Regions from separate parts of the Mus musculus genome. Here region 1 is linked to region 2. The links are chromatin loops, found by intact Hi-C in ENCODE. Cell type or tissue: left cerebral cortex. All regions are shown on one strand.

Evidence for each region. Hi-C counts contacts between places; a loop is a spot of excess contacts. Peaks named below come from ENCODE experiments on the same cell type or tissue, not always from the same donor. Only the 100,000 strongest peaks of a DNase experiment are listed, where the experiment ranks them.
Region 1: a loop joins it to region 2, with 1.9 times the contacts of the local background. A loop is called at or near these places in 2 of 42 quality-filtered maps.

What each region holds. Positions count from the first base shown.
Region 1 is chr4:15,255,691-15,263,690 of GRCm38, reverse strand. No RefSeq gene overlaps it. Among named protein-coding and RNA genes, the nearest start is that of Tmem64, 6.1 kb to the left of the region's middle. In left cerebral cortex, no CTCF peak of the experiment used is centred here; a DNase peak (open chromatin) is centred at 3,536.
Region 2 is chr4:14,859,375-14,867,374 of GRCm38, reverse strand. Pip4p2 (phosphatidylinositol-4,5-bisphosphate 4-phosphatase 2) reads right to left here and starts at 3,156. Exons shown (of 7, transcript NM_028264.4): 1 at 2,938-3,156. The coding sequence starts at 3,043. In left cerebral cortex, a CTCF peak has its summit at 3,102; DNase peaks (open chromatin) are centred at 2,179, 2,851 and 3,153; H3K4me3 peaks cover 2,111 bases; H3K27ac peaks cover 1,859 bases.

The DNA of each region.
Region 1 (8,000 bases), 400 kb before region 2:
TACTTTTCTCCTAGCACAAGCCCTGCCTGAGATTTCCCTGTGTATTTTATCCTTCACTGTCTGTCTTCCCCAACTAAAGACACTGTGGAAGTTGCCATTTTTATTGTCTGGTGAGGCCGGATAACCTAGCTTCCTAGAATACCTGACAGACTTTGAATTTTAGGTTAACCTCCCAAGTCATGTGTTCATTATGGAGTTTTAATACATAATTTGTTCTTATTGCCCCACTCTCCTATTGTCTTCCTCTCCCCCTGACCCACTCTTAATAGTCTCCTTCCCGCTTAATTCCCTTCTTCATTCATGTAACAATTTGTATATTCTGTAACCATCTCTTTCACTCTTCCCTGCTTCCTTCAGACCTCTGACTTTGTAGTTCAACACACACACACACACACACACACACACACACACACACACACACATACATGGTTTCACATATGTGAGAGTAAGTCTTTGAGTCTGGTTTAGTTTACTTAAAAGATGTGTTACAGCAGGGCAGTGGTGCCGCACGCCTTTAATCCCAGCACTTGGGAGGCAGAGGCAGGCAGATCTCTGAGTTCAAGGCCAGCCTGGTCTACAGAGTGAGTTCCAAGACAGCCAGGGTTACACAGAGAAACCCTGTCTCGAAAAACCAAAAAAAAAAAAAAAAAAAGATGTGTTACATCTTTATTTCTACAACGTCATAAGTTCATTGGAGCTGAAGAAAAATTGCTTATGTTTATGTATCACATATGTAACACATTTTCTGGATCTATTCTTTTCCTTAGTATGTTTATAGGAAGGTTCCATTTCTTAGCAGCCATAAACGTGAATATGCAAGTACCTCCATAGTACATTACAGTGTCCTTTGGGTATATTCATCCAGGAATGGTATAGTGGAATAGGTTTTTTTGTTTATTTATAATATAAAGTTTTTGGTTTGCTTGTGTTTCAGGAAATATTAAAAAATGAACCTGTCAATTCTCTGAGCTCCTGCTTCTCTCAACCCGCCAACTCCCCAGAGGGGCCAACAGGCTTCTGGAGCTCCTGCCACCATCAACTCTCTCCAGCCGCACCCCCCACCCCCAGCATCTGGCTCACTTGTCCCTGGAGCCTCTAGTTCCCTCTCTGCCATCAGAAGTCCCACATACCAGTAACCAAGTAAAGCAAAACTCTTGAACCTTATAATTAACCAATCAGATTTATGTATCAATAAATTCTCAATTTACAAGAAGCCAATACAATAATTTCAGAACCAATTGATAATGATAAAAGCTATATCCTAATTATTCTAACCTTATGATATCATAACTACCTGTGGCTGGTTAAAGCCACCATGGTGCACGTCTGCCTCCATCTTTCTCTTTCTCCCCTGGGATGCTCTCTGGCTCTTCAACTCTTAGCTCGGCCTTCCTTTTCCCTGTCCAATCACAGGCCTCCTGCTGCCCTAATGTAATTGGACAGGAAAAATTCTGGGACATGCTTGGTTGCTTTTTGTTTATTTCTTTTTAAGAAACCTTCATCCTGATCTCCACACTGGCTGGCAGCACTGTGGTAGCTTACCCCCCAGCAGTGAATAAGGGTTCCTCTATTCCCACAGCCTCATCCATATTTGTTTTTGGCTGGTATCCATTCTGACTGGAATGACATAAACTCTCAGCAGTTTTAATTTGCACTTCATGGATAGCAAAGGTATTTATTAGTAGCTTCTGCTTCTTTCTTAGAAAATTGTCCATTCAAATCGTCAACTAGTTTATTGATTAGAAGATTTGGGAGTATTTAATTTTTTCAGTTCTTTATATATTCCAGATATTAACCCTTGTGTGGCATACAGTTGGCAATGATATCGTTTTCTATTGTGTAGGATTGTTTTATTCATCAAAGTAACTTTCCTTTTCTGTGTAGAAAATTTTACATTGTGTACAACCCCATTTGTCCTTTCTTACAGTGTTTTCCTGTGCTGTTAGTCCTTTCTAGAAAGTTCTTGCCTGTACTTATGTATTCAGATGTTTTTCTCTAGCACTTTCAGAGCTTCTGATCTCATGTGGAGATCTTTGATCCATTTGAACTGATTTTTCTGCAAGTTAAGAAATATGGATCTAATTTCACAGTCAGCCTTCTTGGCAACATTTATTGAATAGGTTGTCATTTTTTCCAATGTATGTTCTTGGCACTTTATTAAAACTTAGATGGATATAACTCTCTCTCTCTCTCTCTCTCTGTCTCTCTGTCTCTCTCTCTCTCTCTCTCTCTCTCTCTATGTGTGTGTGTGTGTGTGTATGCGCGCACGCACGTGCTCGCGTGTACCAGGCCATGCAGTTTTACCCATGCAAAACCTAGATACTATAAAGAACTGAATTTCAAGGCAACAGTTGGATTTATTAAGACTAGAAAGGTTCAGCCAGGGGCGGTGGCACATGCATTTAACCCTATCATTCAGGAGGCAGAGGCAGGCAGAACTATGTTCAAGGCCAGCCTGGTCCACAGAGGGAGTTCCAGTATAGCCAGGGCTATATAGAGAAAGCCTTTCTTGGAAAAGATGGGGGGGGGGGAATAGAAAGTTTCTTAAGAAAGATATGGTAAGCACACTCGATTGGACAACTATAAAGTAAGCTTCTCTAAGAAGAAAGTCACAAGTAGGTTTTATTATAATGGGTATACATGGGATTTGGCTGACTCTCTCTCACATTACATCTTTAGAGCTTGCTAAGGAAGACTCCTCCCAACACTTCTTTCTAATATTCCTCTAAGAGTGTAATTTGTAGTAAGATTAAAGGTTAAGGACGTGTTCTTAGTAAGGCAGCGTTTAGTTGTAGGGAGTAGGTGTTGGGAACATATCATTACACCTCATGTTAGCCCTTAGTAAACCTAGCCTTATATACTGGTCTTGATAACCTTGCTTGAGGTATCTCTATGAATGCATTGTTTGGCCTGAACTAAGAGCAATATATTTACTTTCTTGGGAAAGATGTCTTTTAGGAAACACATTTTGTCTCTGCGGACCATTAGATCCTTGTCAGCAAGTCTAAAGTCCCCTGCCTGTCAGTAAAATCAGATGAGGTCTGAGGAACAGTACGCCCCTCTTTCCCTTCCCCTCCATGACTCAAAAACGTTATCACTGTGCTTTTTGTTGAGGCTAGCTTTGGTTATTTGTGGTCTCTTGTGCTTCCCTGTGAACTAAGATTTTTCCCCCCTCTGGTTCTCATGAAGAATGTCATTGAACTTTGATAATAGCATTGAATCTGTAGATCATTTTCAGTATAGCCATTTTCAAAATATTAATTCCGCCAAACCACAACCAAGGAGAATCCCATCTCTACCGTCTTCTTTACTGCTTCCTTTAGTGTTTTGAAGTTTTCATAGCGGTCTTTCCATCCCTGGTTAGGTATCTCAGTTTGTCTTCCCATTATGGTAAAATACTCTTGATAAAAACAACCTAAGGGAGGAGGATTTATTCTGCCTCCCAGCACTCCTCTCAGGGAAGTCTTCATGGGGAGCTTGAAGCACCTAGTCACAGGATGCTCCCAATGGAAAGCAGAGAGCTGCAAAGGCAGGCTGCTTCTCTAGAGACTCCCGCCAGGATATGATGCCACCCACAGGGAGCAGATGTTCTCCCCTTAATGAATGCACTACCACAACCCCTCACAGATAATCAGGGTCTCATCTCTACTTTCTGTCAGATTGACGGTTCACCTTAAAAGCCATCACAGTCATAAGGTTTTCAGTTTGCTTTGTTTTGTTTGCTATAGCAAATTGTATATTTTTCTCCAGAAAATGTTCTTATTGATACATGGAAAGGTTACAGACCTCTCTATAGGTTGATTTTGTATTCTACTTTATCTTTCTTTCTGTCTGTCTGTCTGTCTGTCTTTCTTTCTTTCTTTTTTTTTTTTTTTTTTTTTTTGAGACAGTATTTCTCTGTGTAGCCCTGGCTGTCCTGGCACTCACTCTGTAGACCAGGCTGGCCTCGAACTCAGAAATCTGCCTGCCTCTGCTTCCCGAGTGCTGGGATTAAAGGCGTGCGCCACCACCGCCTGGCACACCTTGGAGAATCTTAGCTTCATGCTCCCAAACCACACTTCTGCCACAGTCTCCAACAAAGTACTTTCCTGCCCTGCCCCACCAATGGGATAGCCATACTTGCATGGTAGCCATCCACATCAGTCTTTGCTGGCCCCTTTTCCTATAGTGTTCATGTCAACAGGAGATAGCATCTTCTTAACATTTACTTGTGACCCTAGCTCAGTGGAATAAGCACGATTGCCCCTGTGCAACAAATGGCAGTTGCTTCTACTGATCCATAGAGAGATTTATAGATTCACTTAGATTATCTATCTATCTATCCATTCGTTCTCCATAGGAATAGAGTCCCATTTTAATTCTAAGCCTCCTCTTTTACCAGGCCACAGACAACTTCTGATCTTCCATTTTACATGTACCAAGGAGAAGTGGGCAGTGTGCATGTGTGTGGCCATTCTCTGTTGATTCTCCATAAGGTTCCCCCTCTACTCTTGTCTGCCTTGCTCTTCACCTGGGTATGCAGACCTCTGAAGTATCAGCCAACGTCCTGTTTGAGGACAGTTTCCAATTAGGGTTGAGAAGTAAACAAGGCCAGCAGAAAATGGGAGAGAAAGAGACAAGGGTAGCCTGGATACTCATCTTAATCACCTTTCTCTGAGATTTTAACATTAGCTGTGTTATAACCTGGAAAGAATTGTCCTTTCCTAAATTTGTTTTCTCCAAAGTCTGGTAATGGTTTCCTGATGACTCACCATTTCTTATAAGACTTGTTTGATTAGACTGAAGTATTTGTCAGGAGTCTCCAGAGGAACAGGACCACTAGAATATGTAATTACAAAGAACTATATTAGAAATGATTTATGCAATTAGAGGCTAGCTAGCCCTTGCCTGTCTGCCTGGGAGGTCTGGAGAGTAAAAAAACAGTAATTGCTCAGTCCAAGGAATCTTCCAAACAAGACAACCAAATGATACAGACCCAACTCAAAGGATCTCAAATCTCATATGTGTAGTGAAAATTCTAGAACTTTGGTTTCTTTCAAAAACACAGAAATATAATAAGAATATGTTTTCATTTTAATCCCAAATATGGTGATGTGGGGCTGTTTCACTGCAGCTGACTATGGTTTGCCTCATGCTTTAAGAGAGGCATGGTTTTGCCAACTGCAGATAGTTTCTGTGACTGTGCAATGTTTGGAATTCTGGGAACTTTCCAGAGGGTATATAAATGTTAGATTCCCATAAGCAGGATTGGTTGTGGTTGGTCATTCAGGGGCAGTAGTTACAGTAGTCATGCTCAAAGAAGAAACAAAAGAAATAAGTGTTATAGATTTGGTTTAATGCTTGAATTATGCTAATTGAGTTCCCAAAATTGCTCAAAAATTCCACATGTAAAACCCTGAGGGTCCCTGCCCCCAGTTGTTTCTGATTGGTAAATAAGTTGCTGGCGGCCAATGGCTGAGCAGCGAGGCAGAGGTAGGACTTTGGGATTCCCAGACAAGGGGTCCAAGAGAAGAAGGAGGATTTAGAATCATGATGCCAGGAAATGAGAGCTGCAGGTTTGAGAGCTGCAGAAGACAGAGTAGCAATCATGTAAGAGCCAGTAAAGAGCGTCCCCACCCCACAATTGGGTCTAGGATAGCAAGGATGGAATACAGATTTTAGAAACTAATAACTGGAGGGGAGGTGTTAGAAACGTGGAAGTTTGGGAGTGGCCTAGCCATTGAGCATATTAAATATAAGGTTTTGTGTGTGTGTGTGTGTGTGTGTGTGTGTGTGTGTGTGTGTGTGTATGTGTGTGTGTGATTATGGAATCCAAAACATTGGGGTGAGTAGCAAGGAACTCATGTTGTTGCCAGGAAGATTAGAGCAGATTAATCATCTACTGCAACAAACTAGATTTAGGGATCTTTGTGTGTGTGTGTGTCTATCTGTCTCTCCCTCCCTACCCTCATCCTTATTTCTCTCCTATCTATTCATAAAGGCTAAAACAGGTGAGGTTATAAAGGGTGGGAAAAAGAAGAACCCACAAAGTAGCAAAGGTCAGCTACACATGTCCTCAAAGAAGAGCAGCATCAAGAACAAATCAAGTCGAAATAAAACCCAAAACTCCCCAAGAGCAGAAAGCGTTCCCTTTTCTTCCGTTTTTCCTTTCACCTGTGTGGCACTTCCCAAGTGCAGGGTGAGTCCTCCTCACTTGTGTCTGCCACATACCAGTCTTCTCTGGAAATTCCTTCAAAAACATACCCCCCAAAATGGTGCTTCACTAATTCTCTAGACATCATTCAATCCAGTCAAGCTGGCAGGATAAACTGCAAAACTGTACCATTGCCTCTGTTGCAGGCAGAAAGCCTGACTGACACAGAAAGGCGAGTCAAAGGTTGGTGAGTTCAGCACAATCAGCACTTGCTTTTTAATGTAACCTACCCAAGGCCACATAGGTAACCTGGTAGAATCAGATTTCAAATTAAAAATAAATTCCAGGATTAAGAGGAATCAAAAGGTCTCTTGTACAGTAGAAATTGAAAAAAAAAAAAAAAAAAGATAAGTCTAGAAAGGAAGGAGTGAAGGTCAACATTGCTCAAGGTCTCATATGATCAGGGTAAGAAACATGAAGGAGGATCCCTCCCGTACTTCTTCTCTTGAAGTATGAGAGTAAAGGGTAGTATGATGCAATGAATTTTAATAACTTTCATAATCTTTACAGAAGGGAAGGCAGGAAAGAGCGCTAGAGGTAAATACAGGGTAAGAATGATAGGGATATTATTAAAAGACTCCAATGTGTTTATAACTTTAGGTTAAGAGAGGAAGTAAGGGATGAGTCAGAATCAGCAGGCTACAGGAGAGGGTGGGATTAGGACGTGAGGGAGGATTAGGTGCAGGAGACAAGGCAAAGGAGAGCTATTGCTCCTGGTTTCCCGTGCTTCTAACACCCTGGGGGCTGCCCTGTGAGGTTTTAGCTGACTGTGGCTGGGAGAATGCAGATAGTTTTGCCTCTCCTTTGATAGCCTGGGGCAGATGGTTCATCCTCCCAGCTTTTTTACCCATCAGTCCCACAACTGCAAAGGTTTCAAATTGCTTGTAATATAGATAGAAGACCATTGTCAACTAATCCTGTTTAAATGCCAAATGAAGGGTGCTATTAAAAACAAATGCAATGGCAAATTACTCTCCAAATCCAAAGTGTCTACACTGTGACTATGGTTTTCTATGTGCTCTATTTTCTATATACTACCATAAAGGTAGATAAATCCATAATTTTGATATGTGGATAATAAGACTGTTCAGATCTGTTTACTGATGTCTGGTTACTCAGCAAATCATCTCTCAAACAGAATTAGGTGTGTCTTTGCATTGACACGATGATCTGAGGTGTATTTGCCTTCCTTTACTGCCCTTTAAAATATTTGGTTTGGGGGCATTTTTCTAGACTCAAATTAGGACTTAGCTTATTTTATTACAGTATTCCAGAAGCCTTGAATTCTTTGCTCATTTTTATATCAAATAAATATGTATTTATACCAGGCAAGACTGAAGGGAGAGGAATATAAAGCGTGTCATCAAATGGTGGCCTTGTGGGCTAGCGATATAGCTTTAGTTGTTAGGATGCTTGCCTAACATGCACGATGCACTGGTTTGATCCCTGCTGCCTTACAAACTAGGACTGTTGGTGCATGGATGTAATCCTAGCACTTGGTGAATAGAAACAGAAGTTTAAGGTCATCCTTAACTATATAGCAGGTATAAAACCAGCCTGGGATGCATGGACACACACACACAAAGTAGCCTTGGAATGACAGTGCTATTCTTCAGTGGCTCACCTGATGGTAAGGAAAATAGTTTGGATATGTTTTACAGGAGACAAATACCTTTTTTTTTCTCATGCTTACTTGCAGCTATACAATTTAAATAAATACAGATATACCTGGACCGTGCATAAAAGTGCCTTTTCCAGTTAGCCATTAATTCCTTATAAATGATGGCTTTTCATCTATTTGTTTGAC
Region 2 (8,000 bases):
CTCAGGCACATACACATAAGATAAAAAAATAAATCTTTAAAAAGAGTGGCACAAAGCAATGGATTATAAAATGTTGTGGTTAAGCCTCCTCCTCCTCTTCCTCTTCCTCCTCCTCCTCGCCCTCTTTTTAACCTATTAAACATCTGAGTAATTAGGATATAAAGACAGTGAAGCTGATCACGTGTTTACTACGGAAGCATGAGGACTGACGTCTGGATCCCTAGAACACACATAGAAAGCTGGGTGTGGTGGTGCACACTAGAACCCCCGGCATGAGGAGTAAGAGGCCGGAGGACCTGTGGGCTTTGATAGTCATCTCGAATTGCTTAGTCAATTAGCTCCAGGTTGACTGAGAGACTCTGTCTCAAAAACTGAATTAGAAAATGACAGAGAGACATGATTGTGGACCTGTAGCACTTGTACACACAAACACGTATAATACACACACACACAGAGTTTGAATAATTATAGTTGGTATCGTAAACTAAAATTACCCACCAAAATGTATATTCAATTTCTAGTCACTGGTTTTCAACTAAAAAGCTTACTATTTGCAGCTATTAACAGAATCTGATGATAAAAGAAGTCTTAAAATCTGAACTGCCAGAGATTAGTGTCGAATACCTTTAATCCCAGAACTCCAGAGGCAGAGGCAGGCAGATCTCTGAGTTCAAGGCCAGCCTGGTCTACACAGTGAGTTCTAGGACAGCCAGGGTTATACAGAGAAACCCTGTCTGAGGAAAAAACAAAAACAAAACAAAACAAAACAAAAGCATCTGAACTGAATCACTCTGGAATTTATTCTTTCTCTCCACTACCTGAGCTCCATAAAGGCCCAGTTTTAGTCAGCCTGACTCAGAGAAGTGTAGCATGTGACATACTGTGAGGGCCCATAAAGTTCCTGAATGAATGAATGAATGAATGAATGAATGGGACAGTGTCCAAGATTTAGAACGTGTGTATTACTCAAATAGTTGTTAGTAATCAAGAAAAGATACTGTCATCATGCGAATAAAATGACTTTGCTTGGGCTGGTGAAATGGCTCAGTGGGTAAGAGCACCCAAATGCTCTTCCGAAGGTCCAAAGTTCAAATCCCAGCAACCACATGGTGGCTCACAACCATCTGTAACATGATCTGACGCCCTCTTCTGGAGTGTCTGAAGACAGCTACAGTGTACTTACATATAATAAATAAATAAATCTTAAAAAAAATGACTTTGCTTCTCATTTACGTTTCTTCCTTCATAGATGTTATCCCATATATTAGTGTTTTAAATATCTCCATCGTTTCCAAAAAAAAAATTATTGTACTCTTAGGCCAAAGGAGTTAAAAGATCTTTAAGTTAAGAGATCTTTAGAGTAAAATGACTTCTTTTCAGTGCTTGATTGGAAATGCCACTCTCTTTGTAGTTTGAGGAATCTGATCAAATTAAGGAAATCTATAGAGAACAATGAAGTCTATGCAGGTCCATATATATATATACATATATATATGTGTGTGTGTGTGTGTGTGTTTGTCCTAAACACAGATTGACTAAAATAAGGAAAAGGTATTTCCATTACTTCAGTCCAAACTCAGTCCCTTAATAAATCATCAATTTTATTCCATAGACAAAAATTAATAAAACTGAAACACTCATTCAGGAACCTGTGACTAAGGATTAGATAGTACAATATTAATATCAAATGGCCAGTAAGGGAAATCCCCCGACTTCTGGCCAACAAGGGTCACTTGTACGTTTTCTGTGTGTCAGTTCCCTTGGACTTTGCCCCTTTCCTCTCAGGCTGTCAATCACTCTGAATTACTCCCAGCTAACCACAGTTTTCCTTTGTTCTGCTTCTGTTTATAGATTGAGACCCAGAATGTTGATTTTCAAGTTATAAAATGTTAAAAAGAAATGTTAAATGCCAGACAACTTCAACCTGTTGTAGTGTTTCCCGCCCCCCCCCGCGCCCCCCCCTGCCCCATTTCAGACATGAACTTAGAAGTTGTGTTACAAGACACGTGACCTGCTTATATTCCCAAAACACTATTAACTTTGGCCTCCTTGGGTTTTAAACTTCATTCACATCCAGCCAAAAGAGCAAGATGAAGTAAGGTACGCTTGCACGTGCCATATTTAATGATCTCTGTAAGGCTTGCCTTCCAGACTACCGTAGTAAACACTCCCAAAGACTTTGAACAAAGACAGTGCTTGAATAAATCGAATCCTTTGGTAAAGAGACTTCTCCTTCACCACACCATTTCTCCAAATCCCTTTTTAATTCTACACTGAAAAACAAAACTAAAAATATATACGGTATAAACTTGGGGAACTTTTTAGAAGTTAATTTCAACCTCACCCAGACATGCATTTAAAAAATTCCTCCTTCCTAACGGAAGGCTCTTCATTCACCACTGAAGCTATGAAACACACTCCTTACAGGCAGCAATGCCCGTAGCTTAGGAATTTCGGACATATTAGGGATAAACTCTGTTGCTTCTGGTTAGGCAGTTCCCTGCTTGCACTCCGGGGCCGAGTGTAAGGGACTAAGATGTTTCCTGCTGAAGTCCTCTCAAGGGCAGATGCCAGGGTGAGCAGTGCCCCGTGTTTTTCAGCAACCGAAAGCACTTGTGAATGACTGAAGGATCTGCACCACCGCCCAGCTGCACTTAGGGGCTGCTTTGGAAACAGCAGCTCGGAGCTTGGGAAAATTCATGTCCGATCCTGAAGCTGGGAAGGAAGTGTTCAAGCACACACTCCACACCACAAGCAGCAGCAGCGAAGCCCTGCAGACAGGCTTTCGGGTAGGCAGGCAGAGCCTGGGAAGGCATCCTTTTCCCCCAGCCCAAGGGAGAAGCTCTCCTCCGCCTCCGCGCTAGAGCTCCCCGGCATTCATCCTTCCATCCTTCCAGACGTTTCTGCGAGAAGCAGAAAGGTCTATGCCGGCCTTACCTCTGGGGCTGCTTTCCTGCAAGTACGGCGGGGCTGTGGGAGTGACATTTCCCGAATGGGATGCTGACAGCAGAGGCGAACGTTCGTCCACCCCGTCAGCAGCCATGACTGCAGCGACAGCGCGGCGGGCCGCGGGTTGAGCTGGGCTGCGGCTAGGGAGGAGGTGGTGGCCAGCAATGCCGCCGCGCCGCCGCTACGGCCTCCGGGAGGGCCCAGGATGTGTCACAAGGCAGGAGGCGGGGGAGGGGAGGGTGCGGGACCGCGAGGCCGGGGGAAGGGAAGCACGCCGGGAGGCATGCTGGGGGAGGGGACTGGAGAGGAAAGAAAGAGCCCGGGAGGAGGAGGAGGAGGAGGAGGAGAAGGAGGAGGGAGGGAAGAAGTGTGGAGGGAAAGCCAGCCAGTCTGAGAAAAGGGGAGACGGGAGGACTGATTAGGAAGTGGGGGAGGGGAAGAGATCAAGTAAGCAAGAGGAGGGGCAAAGGGAAAGAGAGGGTGAGGAATCTTTTAAACTAAGGGAACCGAGGATAAAGAGCAGCTTTGAGAGGCACTGAAAGGCCTGTACTGGATTACGGGCAAAACCAGAGCAATCAAGTTCAGCTCCTCCAGGAAGTAGGAGAGTCTAACTTGTCTGGTAAACTTTGCAGCTGGGTGAAGAAAACTTATTTCTTGGGTTATCATTTTCTTCGGAGAGGTTTCTTCTTTGTTATGAACCATAGCTGAGAATCTGTTGTCTGAGAAATGTTGGTGCCTGCGCATTAGGCTTTCCTCTTTTCCTTGATTTTTTTTTTTAGGAATAAGAGTGCTGACATTTGATTTTTGGCACTTTAAGCATAAGTGTTAACTTTTACAACTTCCGTTTTACAAAATAGACTGTCATTTTAGTTTTTGTAGAATAATGGGGCTTTTTTGTATAATGTAAAAATTAAACCTTTTTCCTACAAAAGATTTTTCTTTTTTTAAAAAAAGGTCATTGTACTGAAGAGCTAGCACACTGATTAAGGTGCTCACTGATCTTGCTTAGGTCACAAAAGCCAGTTCTCAGCACCCACATTTCGTGGCTCACAAACCACCTGTAACTCTAGTAAAAGGAATCCAATACCTTCATCAGGCCTACATCAACACACACACTCACACACACAGTTTTTTTAATAAATGTTTTTAAATACTCAACAGACTTATTGTCTTATTTTCTATTTACATTTTTGTTACCCTTTTTTGATGTTTTGTCATTTGATTCCAATGCGATTTACATTTTTTAAAAAAACAACAGAAACAAACCAAAGTTTAGAACACATCCAAATAAAAATGCAATCAGAATAATAGCTTTCCTGCTGAGGTTCTTCTGAGTGACTTCGGAAGAATTATTTACTCACCTTCCAGGTGTCCCCAAGTATCTAGGGTGTGGTCTCCATGCTCAAGGTGGCTGAAAAGTCCCACAGTGAAATAGCTGTACCGGAGATTGGGAGTTGCCCCTTACATTTCAGTCCGTATAAACAGCAGACATTCGAAACTACTCAAATCACATTTAGGATCCTCAAGTTGCTCTCTGAAGACATACTCTTTCTTCCTGAATCTATAAAGTACCAACTGGAAACCCTAAGGGAAGGTAAAGAACAATGTTTTCTTTCATGTAGCATCTTTGGGCGGCCAATAACAGGAAGATACAATGCAATATAAAGATCTTATTATGGTGTGACCCCTATGAGAACTTAGATGGGTCTCCAGTAGACTGGGGTTTGAAAACTCACGATGTGTCACTCCCAGCAAAAAAAAAAAAAAAAAAAAAAAAAAAAAGAGCTTATCCGTTGAAGAATGAGTACCAGTACCTCACAGTAAAGATCGCTGAGTTGAAGAAAATTACAAAACCAATTCACAGAACCCTGCTTTTACCCTAGTCATGTTTTGGATTGTCCTGCAAAGGCTTGTATGTAAAAGACTGGTTCCCCGCAGAAACAGTACTGGGAGGGGTTGTCAAAGGTTAAGAGGAAGAGCCTTTGGGTGATCAAAGGTGTACACCCTTAAAAGAAAATGCGTTGCTGTCTTGTATCCCATACGTCTCCACACTTTGCTTGCTCTGTGATGAGAGGCCGAGTTACTCCCACCGTTGATTTTCTCTTTGCCATCTGAAGCGCTCATCAGAGGACAACTTCTACCTTGTACTTGAATTGCCGGAATGAGCTAAATAAGGTATTTGCCTCCTGTGTTTGTTTGTAGTGAGGCAAAGTTGACAGTAGAGCTCATGTTCTGTCATGCCACCCCCTACTCCATTTTAACAGTATATTTACAGTTGCATTATCCTCCTACTGTCTATCTCCAATTGACAGATGAAGTCAGAAGACAAAGATCTTTTGGGGAGAGTCCTTTTTAAATTTTTGATTACCTCATTCCCCCTTTTCTTTCCTCCTTCAAGTCCTCCCACACACTCCTCCATTCCCTTTCAGATTCATAGCCCCTTTTTATTTGATTATTATTATTGCATATATATATATACATATACATAAGTGTATCAATACAGCCAGCTGAGTCTGTTGATTGTATGTACACAATTTCAGGCCCTATCAATTGGTATTATATAAACAGTGGCTCATTCCTGGGGAAGACTAGTTCTCCATTGACTATAGTTCTTCGTCCAGGAATAGGGTCCTTTGAGATTTCGCCCTTCCGATTTAATATGTCTGTTACTGTTGTCATTGTTTGACATATTGTTGAGGAATCATGGGTGTAGATTCCCTGTCATTTCTTTTTTTTAAATTAAGATTTATTTATTATTTATATGTAAATACATTGTAGCTGTCTTCAGACACACCAGAAGAAGGCATCAGATCTCATTATGGATAGTTGTGAGCCACCATGTGGTTACTGGGATTTGAACTCAGGACCTTTGGAAGAGAAGTCAGTGCTCTTAACTGCCGAGCCATCTCTCCAGCCCCTTCCCTGTCATTTCTAAGAGATATAATTTCACTGGTCCTCTGGGTCCTACAATTTCTCTACTCCCTCTTCTGACATGTTTCCTGTCTTAGTTATGGTTTCTATTACTGTGAAGAGACACCATGGCCAAGGCAACTCTAATACAGAAAAACATTTAATTGGGGCTGTCTTACGGTTTCAGAGATTCACTCCATTATCATCATGGTAAGAATTGTGACAGCAGCAGGCAGGCAGGCATGGTGCTGGAGAAGGAGCTGAGAGTCCTACATCTTGATCTAGCAGGTGGCAAAGGGAGACTAGCTTCCACATTGGGCAGAACTTGAGCATAAGAAACCTCAAAGTCCACCCCTCCCAGTGACACACTTCTTTCAACAAGGCCATACTTACTCTAGAAAAGCCTCCCCCACTCCTAATAGTGCAACTCCCTATGAGCCAACCATTCAAACACAGGAGTCTATGGGAGATATTCCGATGCAAACCACTATAGTCCCTGAGCCTGGGGTACAGAGGTTGTATTGCTTCTATGTGGAGTTATAGCCCTCGGGGCTGGGTACTCCACTAACTATTCTATTCTGTAGACCAGGCTGGCCTCAAACTCAGAAATCTGCCTACCTCTGCCTCCCAAGTGTCACCACTACCCAGCCCAGTCATATTTCTAATGCTTGCTGTAGGAGGTGATTCTGATCCTAAGGTCTTATTCCTCAACTGGTTCTTGACTGATTAATAAAGATGCAAGGGACCAACTGTTGGATGGAACAAAAGAGGCAGGACTTCCAGCTCCCTGCAGGCACACCAAGAAACCAAGAAGAGGAAGAGGGATTTCTCCATACTTCAGAGGGAGAAAAGTTTAACCTTGTGGGTGGAATGGCCATAGGCTGCTTCCCCAGGTGGGAGATTAGAAATGCAACTAAGGCAAGGGTAGTTTGGGGTTGTTGAACAAGGAGAAGGTAACTGGGACACTAAGCTAAGGGTAGATTAAGAAGTGCTGAGCTAAGAGTATTGGGAAGGGCACGCTACCCACAGGAGACTAAAAGCACCCAACAATTGAGCCAATAAGCCAGGTTGAAATTGAGCTGTGTGTGTGTCTGTGTTTTTCATCCGCGGATCCAATACTCTCTGGGCAGGGGCTGGTAGTGCTGTCCACTCAGAGCTTAAAGTCGGGTAGTAGGAACTACATGCAACAGCTTACCACCAAGATATGAGCACCACAATTGCACCTTTTGGAACATCTTCCCGTGGCAGTCATTGTTGTGGTTCCTAGATGTCACCTCTGGGTAGGGACTATTCATTGTTTTTCTCACTTTGGCAGCTTGTATAGCACCCCCCCTCAAGTACTATGAAAGCTAGTCCTTGAGGAGGAAACAGCCATATGTCTTGTATTCACAATATATCTCCAATGTCTAACATAATATATAGCACATTAACAAGCATATTCTATTTGCCAGACAAATAAGGAAATGATTGAATAAACAAATATTGTATAATCCCAGAGCCTTAATAAAAGTCTTCAGCATGAAAAAGTCTAGAGCAAATCTTGGGATATAGCTTAGGTGATAGAGTACTTACTCACTGTGCACAAGGCCCAGGGTTCACTCCACAGTACTACATAAACTGAGGGAGGTGGTGCACTGTTGTAATCTCAACCCTTAGGAGATGGAGGCAGCAGGAACAGAAAGAAGTTCAAGGCCAGCCTCAGCTACATAACAAGTTTCAGGCCAGCATGGACTATGTGATGAGATCCTGTCTTAGGGTAAGAGTGGGGTTGTCCCCTGTATTGATTGTATAAGCTGGCTGAAACCTCTTGGGATCAAGCAGTCCTTCTGTAACCTGTCTCAGCCTTTAATGTATCCCTGAGACTACACGTGTATACCACTGTGCCTAGATCATTTCATGACTTAAAGAACAATCCTGTATTGCATGGGCATATGTGCATGCACAGGCGAGTGCCCACAGAGTCTAGAAGCTTTGGGTCCCCTGAAGCTAGAATAATTTGTAGCTGTGATCTACCTGACAGGAAATATAATTTGGATCCATTGCAAGAGTAGTATGGGCTCTTAAATGTTGACCCATCCTTGAGGCCTTTCATAACTTTTTAATGAAGATGACAGTATTGCTATTTAACTTAACAATATGTT